2 separate regions of the Homo sapiens genome follow, and region 1 is linked to region 2. Evidence: read pairs that join two places in POLR2A ChIA-PET (ENCODE). Cell type or tissue: MCF 10A. All regions are shown on one strand. Links, peaks and the distances in the headings refer to the core of each region. The heading gives the core; the rest is flanking DNA.

Region 1 (5,381 bases), core at 240-5,239, 220 kb after region 2:
ACTGCAACCTCTGCCTCCCGGGTTCAAGTGATTCTCCTGCCTCAGCCTCCCGAGTACCTGGGACTACAGGCGCACGCCACCACGCCCAGCTAATTTTTGTATTTTTAGTAGAGACGGGGTTTCACCATGTTAGCAAGACTGGTCTCAACTCCTGACCTCAGGTGATCCACCTACCTCAGCCTCCCAAAGTGCTGGAATTACAGGCGTGAGCCACTGCGCCCAGCCCAGGTCTTGACATTTAAAAGGAAGTTTTGGGTATCTCTCCCAACTGTGTAGGCCTTTACATTGAAATTCTGGATTCTGACACTGTTAGGTCTCCTCTACTCTTTCAAAAAATCCATTTAGAAAGGCAAAGCTAAGGATGAGCTGCTCATCTGCTGCTGAATCTGCCCCCGACTGGAAGCAACAGATGCCTCAGCAGCAAGGGTGGAGAAGGCCAGGAACATGGCTGGGAATTCAAAATTCATGGAATAATAGTTTTCTTAAAATCTCTTTTCCCTATATATACAATGTGTTTTCAAGTCTCAGCTCATTTAATCTTCATGTCAACCCCCGGAGGTCTCACAACATCAACCTCACCCCTTGGTGCAACATCAGCCCATGGACCTGGAGCCCATCTGTCAGGTCCTTGTTTTCTTTCATTCCCTCCTCTCATTCTCTGCTGTCACTGCCTATATTCTGAGTTCATTATCCAAATCCAACCACTTACTAGTGTGTGACTTTGTGCAAGTTTACTTAATCTCCTTGTGCCTTAGTTTCTGTAGCACACAGATTCCATAGTCAACATTCAGAAGAATTTACTGGGCACCTACAATACTTTAGGCACTGGGGATATGGCAGTGAAGCAAATAAAGAAAAATCTCTGTCCTTGTGGAGCTGACATTCTAGTGGGGTGAGGGGAGGGGAGGGAAGGGGAGAGGAGAAGAGAAAGATAATAAACCAGAAAGTAAAATATAATTTATAAAATGTTTCAGATGGTGACATGTAGTATAAACAATAAACAGGGAAGGGGATACAAGGTGCCTGGGTAGGGGAGGAAGGTGAGGTTTTGTTTTGTTTTTGAGACAGGCTCTCGCTCTGTTGGCTAGGCTGGAGTGCAGCAGCAGGATCATGGATCACTGCAGAGTCAACCTCCTGGGCTTAAGGGATCCTCCTGCCTCAGCCTCCAGAGTCACTGGGACTACAGGCACGCACCACCATGCCCAGCTAATTTTTTAATTTTTCGTATAGATGGGGGGGTCTCCTTATGTTTCTCAGGCTGGTCTCAAACTCCTAGCCTCAAGCAATCCTCCCACCTCGGCCTCCCAAAGTGCTGGCATTACAGGTGTGAGCCATTGCACCCAGCCAAGTTGTTATTTTTAATGGGGTGGTTAAGGAGGATCTCACTAGTAAGATGACATTTGAACAGAAATTTGAAGGAGAAAATGACACGGATATCTGGGAAGATGGCATTCCAGGTAGAAGGAATGGCAAGTGCAATAATTCTGAGGTTAATGGGAAAGCTGGCAAGGGGGTCAGTGTGGCTGGAGTTGGGGGGAAGCATGTGGGAAGAGGTCTGACAAGGGGCTGGGGAGACAAGGACTGGATCATGTTGGGATCTCTCTGCTATTATCAGGACTTTGACTCTAGGGAGCTGGGAAAAGGTTTGAGCAGGAGGAACCTGATCTAGCTTTGTATGTTAAGGTCACACCAGCTGCTGCGTGAAGAATAGGTCGAAGGGGCAGAGGCAGGGAGCCCATCAGTAATGGGGCCGCTGCAGTAATTCAGGTAGGAAACAGTGGGGACTTGGCCCACCTGGCAGCAGTCTGGAGGAGAGGGGTGAGAAGACCAGAAGGTATGTACCGAAGTTAGAACCGACAAGATTTGCAGATAGATCAGATATGGGAAGTAAGAAGTGGAGGGTGGACAGGGATGACTCCAACATTTTTAGCCTGAGCAACTGGAAAAGTGAAACTGCTATTGACTGAGATGGAGAAGACTGAGAGAAGCAGGTTTGGGGAGATTGTTTTCGGACTCGTTAAGGTTAAGATCCTATTAGACATTCAGTAGAGAAGCCAACCGGCTATTGCACATATAGGTGTGGAATTCAGAAGGGAGGTTCAGGCTGGAGATAGAAACATTGGAGACTTTAGTGTTTTGATGACATTTCTAGAAGGAGCTCATGAGAGAATCTACTTCAGATGGGTGTTGTGGGAATTAGATGAGTTAAGCACCTAGAACATAGTAGGCATTCAATAAAGGTCGGCTATTACCAAGATCATTTCATGTCCCTTGCACTCCCCCACCGGCTTCTCACCACAGCCACCTCCATGATGGCCTCCACACTGCTGGTCAGAGTGAGCTTTCTACAGCACAGACCTGCCCATCCCTCCCTGCCCAAACCTGCAATGGCTCCCTATTGCTTAGAGAATAAAGTGTGCATATTTCATAGACTTCACAGACTGCCCCTAAAGCCTTCCCTGATCTGGACACTGTCACCCTCACCAGCCCCAATTTCTGCCACCACCCCCCACCTCCCACCTCATTCTCCAGCAGTAATAGGGAACCCTTTGTTCACAGCTTGTTGTCTTTGAACATGTGGCTGCCTCTGCCTTGACTTGTCCAGCAGCAAACCCAAGTGATTCTCACATCCTCTAAGAAGCTTCCCTCTCCACCCAGGGGCTGTTCCCTCTTCCCTGCAGACCTGCTTCCTACCCTTACTAGTGCTCCTTGAGGGGAAAAATGTGTTCCTTCCACTCCTGTTCCCGCAGCACCAAACACTGAGCCTGCCATAGGCAAGGGGCTGGGGGAGGGTAAATGAACAAAGGAAGAAGAGCTGATTCTCCATGATGGGTTTTTTATTGTTAGCATGTTTGAGTTCATGAAGACCCAGAGAGGTGCAGGTACTTGCTCAGGTCACTCAGTTGGTGAACCCTGTGGCCAGGAGCGGACTCCAGGCTTGTCTGATTCAAAGTTCCTGACTCAAGCGCATGTGCATGCACGGGCATGCACACAGGAAAACACACACACCCACACACGCACACACGCACACACACAGAACAATCTCAGGGCACCTGGTGGCTGGGGGTTCTCTTGATCTTCCAATTGTTCCCTTCTTGGGAATGGATCCAGGGAGAAGGTTAAGGATTTAGATTCAGAATAGGTATTCACTTGTTTGTTTAAAAAAAAAAATTGTAGAGATCCAGTCTCCCTATGTTGCCCAGGCTGTCTCAACCTCCTGGGCTCTAGTGATCCTCCTGCCTCGGCCTCCCAAAGTGCTGGGATTACACACATGAGCCACTGCACCTGGCCAGTGTTCACTTGTTTATTCAGTAAGTCATTCATTCATTCATTCTCTCACTCACTCATTCACAATCAATCATTTGTTCTACTTCCAATTTTTACTCCCAGCAGATTAAGACCCTACCTCCTAAGAGCTGAATCTGAGGAGAGCCTGGTCAGGAAACAAGGCAGCACAGGGCCGGGAAAGGAACACCAAGGGCTTGTGGAGGACCTTGAAGGGTGAGAGGAGTTTACCAGGTGGCCCTGGAAAAGGATATCCTGACGTGCGGCTGCAGCATATGCAAAGACCCAGAGACTTGAAACCACCACTGAAAGGAGGGCACCTGGGGAGGTGGGAGGAGTGGCAGAGGATCACTGCGGGGAGAAGTTTGGAGACATGGGCAGGGGCCAAGGTGAAGATTAATTTGGGAGTTAGGTATGGAGGAGCAGGGTTAAGGTTTAGGTTGGGTTTAGGATTAGAGATTAGATCTTGAAATCAGATCATTTCTTTTTAACCTGCCTTTTCCAGAAGGATTTCATGTGGCTTGTATCAGTGATAAAGATCTGCAGTTATGATTAGGCCTGCCAAGAACCTAAGGATCAGGAATGGGCTTTATGGTTGGGATCCAAGATGCAGTAAAAATGAGGTACTTGAGGGAGCAAAGCCAAAGCTCGCTGGGCATAGGTCTTCATTTTCTTTTTCTTTTTCTTTTTCTTTTTTTTTGAGATGGAGTCTCGCTCTGTCGTCCAGGCTGGAGTGCAGTGGCACAATCTCGGCTTACTGCAAGCTCCGCCTCCGGGGTTCATGCCATTCTCCTGCCTCAGCCTCCCGAGTAGCTGGGACTACAGGCACCCGCCACCGTGCCCGGCTAATTTTTGTATTTTTAGTAGAGACGGGGTTTCACTGTGTTAGCCAGGACGGTCAGGTCTTCATTTTCTTTCTTTTTTCTTTTCTTTTCTTTTTATTTTTGAGACAGGGTCTCACACCATCACCCAGGCTGGAGTGCAGTGGCACAATGTCATCTCACTGCAACCTCCACCTCCCGGGTTCAGGCAATTCACCTGCCTCAGCCTTCTGAGTAGCTGGGACTACCTGCGCACAACACCACCCAGGTAATATTTTTGTTTGTTTGTTTTGAGATGGAGTTTCGCTCTTGTTGCCCAGGCTGGAGTGCAATGGCGCAATCTCGGCTCACTGCAACCTCCGCCTCTCGGGTTCAAGCAATTCTCCTGCCTCAGCCTCATGAGTAGCTGGGATTACAGGCGCCTGCCACCACACCCAGCTAATTTTTTTGTATTTTTAATAGAGATGGGGTTTCACTATGTTGGCCAGCTCTGCTCTTGAACTCCTGACCTCAGGTGATCTGACCGCCTTGGCCTCCCAAAGTTCTGGGATTATAGGCGTGAGCCATCGTGCCAGGCCTGTTTTGTATTTTTTGTAGAGATGGAGTGGTGGGGGAGACCTGGGTCTTGCTATGTTGCCCAGGCTGGTCTCGAACTCCTGAACTCAAACAATTCCCCCGCCTAGGCCTCCCAAAGTGCTAGGATTACAGTTGTGGGCCACCACTCCAGGCAGGTCTTCATCGTCCTCCTTTCTGAAGCATGCATCTCCCGGCTGTGTAGTCTTGAGACTTAACCTCTGGGCCTCCTGATGCCCACCTGCTAAACTGCTGTGCAGATGAAGATGCTATTCGTCTTGCACATCTTCTCTGGGTCAGGCACCACCGGGCAGGACAGATGTTCTCACCTACTCCCGCAATACCCCAATGTTGAGCCGTAATGGAATAGTTTAATCCACACCGCCGGCATACATTAGGTGCTCCGTCCAGGCTAGTTCTCTCCCCTTCCCTCATTTCCCCACAAAGCCCCTTGGTGGCTGGGGCCGCCCAGGTGTGCTGACTCACCTGTCTAGAGGAACGGACTGCGCCAGGGGCTGTATCGCTCGGGCCCCGCCACCCCCTGCCCCCGCCCGTCCCGGGCCAGCGCGGTGCAGCCGGGGTCCTGAGCTGCCCCAGGCTGGGAGCAGCGCAATTATCCTAATTACAGCCCGGCCTCCGCGGTGGTGGTGAGCGCGGCCACGCCGTCCCGAGAACGCCCCCGAACCAGGGCCCGAGCGTGGG
Region 2 (5,381 bases), core at 291-5,290:
AGTACTGGTGAATCTGAGGGAATGAAAAGTCACCCTTCTTATTGTCTGAGGATCTTTTTCTAAACCTCTGTTGAATTCATTCATTCAATTAGCCAAATATTTATTGAGCACCTAATTGTAAGCCAAGCTGAGAGTACACAAGTGACAAAAATGAACAACATTGCTGTGCTCATGACACCTCCATTCTAGTTGGGTGAAACAGATGGTAAACATTTAAATCAAGAAATAAGATAATTTCATATAGATAATTTTTATAGACAGAAATAAAATAATTTCTCCTAAGGAAATAAAGTATGATGGGATAGTGACAGTGAAGGTATAATTGTAAAGGGTTTTTTTTGTTTAATAGCCCTATTGAAATATAATTGACATAAGATAAATGGCATGTATTTAAAGTGTACAATTTGAAAAGTTTTGACATCTATATACATCCATGAAACCATTACCACAATGAAAATAATGAACATATTTATCATTCACAAAAGTTCTTTGTAGAGGGGAAACTTGTTTAGGAAGAATTTCTTTTCAAGAAATTTGTCTGAAAAGTTGATACTTGAATTGAGACCTGAATGATGAGAAGGAGTCATCCAAGGAAAGAGACTTCCAGGCAGGCAGAAGGAACAACTAATATAATGATGCTGAGACATGAGTGAGTTTGCTGTGTTCCAAGGGCAGAAAGCAGACTGCTGTGACTAGAATGCATTGCCTGAGCAAGAAAGTGGTACAAGGGGCTGGGTGCAGTGGCTCACATCTGTAATCCCAGCACTTTGGGAGGCCAAGGCAGGCAGATCACCTGAGCTCAGGAGTTTGAGACCACCCTGGCCAACATGGTGAAGCCCCATCTCTACTAAAAATACAAAAATTAGCAAGGCGTGGTGGTAACACGCCTGTAATCTCAGCTACTCAGGAGGCTGAGGGAGGAGAATTGCTTGAACCTGAGAGGCAGAGGTTGCAGTGAGCCAAGATCGCACCAATACACTGCAGCCTGGGCGACAGAGCGAGACTCTGTCTCAAACAAAAACAAGCAGTGCAAGATGATGTTGGAGAAGTGGACAGGTGCCAAATCATGTAGGACCTTGTAAACCAGAGTGGGAATATTGGATTTTATTCTAAACATATTAGGGAACCATTAGAAGGTACTAAGCCAGGGAAGTGACAAGATTTGATTTACTTTAAAAAAATCACTTGGACTTGTATCCAGAATATAAAAGAACACCTATAACTCAATAATAAAAAAGACAACCCAATTTAAAAATAAGGAAAGGATTTGGATAGATATTTCTCCAGATAACATACACAGATAGCCAATAAGCACTTAAGATGCTCAATATCATTCATCATTAGGGAAATGCAAATCAAAGCCACAGTGAAATACAACTTCACACCCATGGATACAGCTATAAGCAAAAGACAGATAATAACAAATGTTGCTGAGAATGTGGAAAAACTGGAATTCTCGATCATTGCTGGTGAGATTGGAAAATGCTGCAACCACTTTAGAAAACAGTTTGGATGTTACTCAAAATGTTAAAGAGTTACCATGTGACCCAGTAAGTCCACTCATAGATATATACCCAAAAGAATAGAAACATATGTTCACACAAAAACACATAATGAACATTCATGGCAGCATTATTTATAGTAGCCAAAAAGATAAAACAACCCAAATGTTCATCATCTGATAAATGGATAAATAAAATGTGGTATAGCTAGAGGACAAAATACTAATTGGCAATAAAAAAGGAATAAAGTACTAATACATGCTACAGTATAGATGCATCTTAATAACATTATGCTAAATGAAAAGCCAGTCACAAAAGATAATCATTGATGATTACATTTATATGAAATGTCCAGAATTGGCAAATACACATAGACAGAAGTAGATTCGTGGTTGCCAGTGACTAGGGGAGGGAAAATGGGAAATGACTGCTATTGGGGTTTCTTTTGAGGATAATGAAAATGTTTTAAAATTAGGGATGATGTTTGCACAACTCTGAATATCTTAGAAAACACAAATGTAGGGTGAATTTGTGGTATGTAACTTATGTCAATAAAGCTATTATCTAAAAAAAATTACTTGAGCTGGTCTGTGGAGAATGAGTTGTACAGTGGTAATTGTGGACAAGGAAGAAATGAGGTTGCTTGGATTAGGATAGTTGCACTGAGGTGGAGAGATCCTCGGGCAGAATGAAAGGGAAACACACTTCTTGGCTCAGGAAAGTGCCACTCCTCTCTGTGATGCAAGAAACAAGTACCCTGGGGTCAGTATGGTAAATGCATTGTGAGGAAGCACTGTGAGGTAATAGCTCTGTGGAAGCAGCAAGAAGCGAGGTACCTTGGAACTGATAGCAGAGTCATTTTTGTTACTTGAGGCTAAAACAGGATAAGCCTTGGTGCTCTGGGCTTTATTCAGTTAATAGGTTGATTTTCTCATTTTCATGCCTAGGGAATTCACTGTTCTTTTGACTGATAAATCTAGAGCAGTTAGGCAGTTCTCCAGAGCCAACAGAGCTGACGGTCTTTGTGTCCAGGTTGCTGGATATGCATTCCTTTTTGGCTGCAAACCTTGCTGATAAGAAATATGACTCACTCTGTGGCTGATGCTTCCAGAGAAGTTTGCTGACTGTTTTCCTCTCTTCTGTGTCTCTGGAGTCCTTAGATTTTCAACAGAAGATGGTCAGAGGACCAGGCTCAGAAGGTAGAGAGAGACCTTCCAGGTGACATTTCCAGACCAGGTGCTTCAGTCATCATTCCAGCAGTTAGGTTGTTCCCTCTAACAACTGTCTCCTCCCACACTTTACACCCTCAGTAAGTCCTACAAAAGCGCTTTCTATAACAGCAGAAGTTTGGCCAGCAGTCTCCATGTCCTGGCTAAGGAGCAAGTGATGCAATGTGGAAAAAATGTGGTTACTCAATTCATTTCACAAAACAAGTTGTTCTCTGTGTGTAAGCCTGTTCTCTTTCTAATCATACTATTTCCTCCTTCTTTCCTACCTTCTGGTCATTAGTATGCAAATGTTAAAAATTCAGAGTAAGATAATGTTTCCTGCTCATGGCAAATAGGAAAAACCAATATTTATTTAATGTTCCTTTACACACAGATTTTCATTTTATCTTCTGGTAACTCTGAACAAGGTATAATTATTTTCAGATACATTTTATTTATGAGAAAACTGAAGCTCAGATAATTAAATGACTTGGCTCTGTTGATATCTGAGTCTAGAGAGTGAAACCATGGAGATCTTTTAGTAGAGCCACCTGTCAGGACCAATATATCACTGAGGCATATTGTTTTCACACTTGTCTCCCTGATACTCTTCCCATTCTCCTTTGGCCCTTCTTCAAAGCTTCATTTGAGACCCTGGATTTTGGCTTCCAAATCCTGATAAAAAATAGGAAAGAAAAAGTATGGTGTAGTATCAGAGCACTGAACTGGGTTCTAGTCCCAGCCAGGCCACAAACTTGGTTACGTCATTGAGCAAGTCATTCTTACATGTGAGAGGCTGAACTACATGATCCCTAGTGGGCACTTTTACCTCTGTAATACTATCTAGTTTAATGATCTTGGGAATAGGTAGCAGGTGACTCCTGTGCCTCTGTCTCCTACATGATTTTAGGTTCATCAGCTCACCTATCACCTATCTCTGCCTTTTTGAAGTAATTCCTGTGTGCCAGCTGTCTGCTGCCTCTCTTTTTCTCCTTTTCTAAGCCAAGTAGTATCCCTTTTAGTTGCTAAACTCCTGTGGCCAAGCCAACTCTGATGGGTAGTAACTACCAAGCGTCCAACTAATCCAGAGTACTTGGTTATAAAAGGCAGAAGCTTTTTACTTTTAGCTTATTTTTTGTGACTTAAAATAAAACTGAAACAGATACATGCTTTAGTTTTTAAATGTAAAAAGCAAAATGAAGAATTCAGTACATATGGCATGACTATGATGCTAATCATACCTTTAGCCATCATGATAATCCACTTGACTTCCCCTTGCTCTGATTTCAGGCTGGGAAAGCCAGTTTCAGATTATACCTTAGCTCCCTATGTGGATTGATAGCAGCGAGACAACATGAGACCCAAGCTACTTTATATTTTTATTATAAATTAATATATTGCTATTCTGGATTAGTACATTCGTCTCTTGTGACTTCATATGTTGTTAAACTGGATCTGTCTGCTGTCTACATGCTAATCCAAATATGGGAATCTAGTAGAGGTGCTGCACTTTAGCATACCTGTTAGAGTACATGGTCAACCAGGCCTCCTTTACCCTCTCAGTCTACCCTTTCTACCTGCGACAGGTTTCTTTGTACAAAGCAAAAATTTCAAAATCGGACTCAACATCGTGGCTCACGTACAGGATTCTTACACTGGTCTGGAGGGTAATAATTTGATGCTTAGAAACAAAACTTTCAGAATATCTTTTCCTTTTTTTATTTGGAAAGTGCTTTCCATACTTAAAGAATGTTCTCTTTTTGTTTTAAAACCACATACGAAATTATGCCACAATCACTTTGGGATTCTAGGGCAGAAAGAGTTAATTAAATTGTAATCCTAGGCTAGGCGCAGTGGCTCACGCCTGTAATCCCAGCACTTTGGGAGGCCGAGGCAGGCAGATCACAAGGTCAAGAGATCGAGACCATCCTGGCCAACATGGTGAAACCCCGTCTCTACTGAAAATACAAAAATTAGCTGGGTGTGGTGGTGCCCACCTGTAGTCCCAGCTACTCGGGAGGCTGAGGCAGGAGAATCGCTTGAACCCAGGAGGCAGAGGTTGCAGTGAGCCAAGATCATGCCACTGCACTCCAGCCTGGTGACAGAGCAAGACTCTGTCTCAAGAAAGAAAAAAAAATGTAATCCTAGACTACAGAGAGAAAAACTAGGATAGAGGCAAGAATAATACAACTTAAGGCTAACTTGTAGGTCTCAACATGAGGTCACCTGATAGACTGATCTTCCTCATCCATCCATTTATTCAAATTCTAACTATCAAGTCATGATTAAGTACTAGTCATTGGCTCAGTTGATGGAGATTCTGCCGTTAGTGTTTACAGTTTTGTGAACATATAGACCAATAAAGTACGACTTTGGAGGAATAAAGTACAGAGGGACCCCAACCTAGATTGAGGGGACTGGAGGTTGGAGATCTCTATAACCTCCCTTGAGCCTAGCATGTCTAACATGGGCTGCTCTATAGCTATTGGGTAAATGGATGAATAAAGGACAAGACTTCCAAACGAAGGCTTCCAAATGAAGTGATGTCTAAGCTGAAACCTTAAGAATGGGAAGGTAGAGAAAAAATTCTCTCTAGCAGTGGAAACAGATTAGTGTAGGGCCAGAAGTTAAAAAAAAAAAAAAGTATGGTCAAGGAATTAAAAAATAGTTA

What was found. Peaks named below come from ENCODE experiments on the same cell type or tissue, not always from the same donor. Only the 100,000 strongest peaks of a DNase experiment are listed, where the experiment ranks them.
Region 1: POLR2A ChIA-PET joins it to region 2 with 6 read pairs; 1 of 35 experiments calls an interaction of 5 or more read pairs at or near these places.

Annotation. Positions count from the first base shown.
Region 1 is chr1:40,884,419-40,889,799 of GRCh38, reverse strand. No RefSeq gene overlaps it. Among named protein-coding and RNA genes, the nearest start is that of CITED4, 25 kb to the right of the region's middle. In MCF 10A, for the core only: no CTCF peak of the experiment used is centred there; a DNase peak (open chromatin) is centred at 2,989.
Region 2 is chr1:41,106,989-41,112,369 of GRCh38, reverse strand. The region is part of intron 8 of SCMH1 (Scm polycomb group protein homolog 1); the gene reads left to right. Among named protein-coding and RNA genes, the nearest start is that of SLFNL1, 88 kb to the right of the region's middle. In MCF 10A, for the core only: no CTCF peak of the experiment used is centred there; DNase peaks (open chromatin) are centred at 2,249 and 2,869.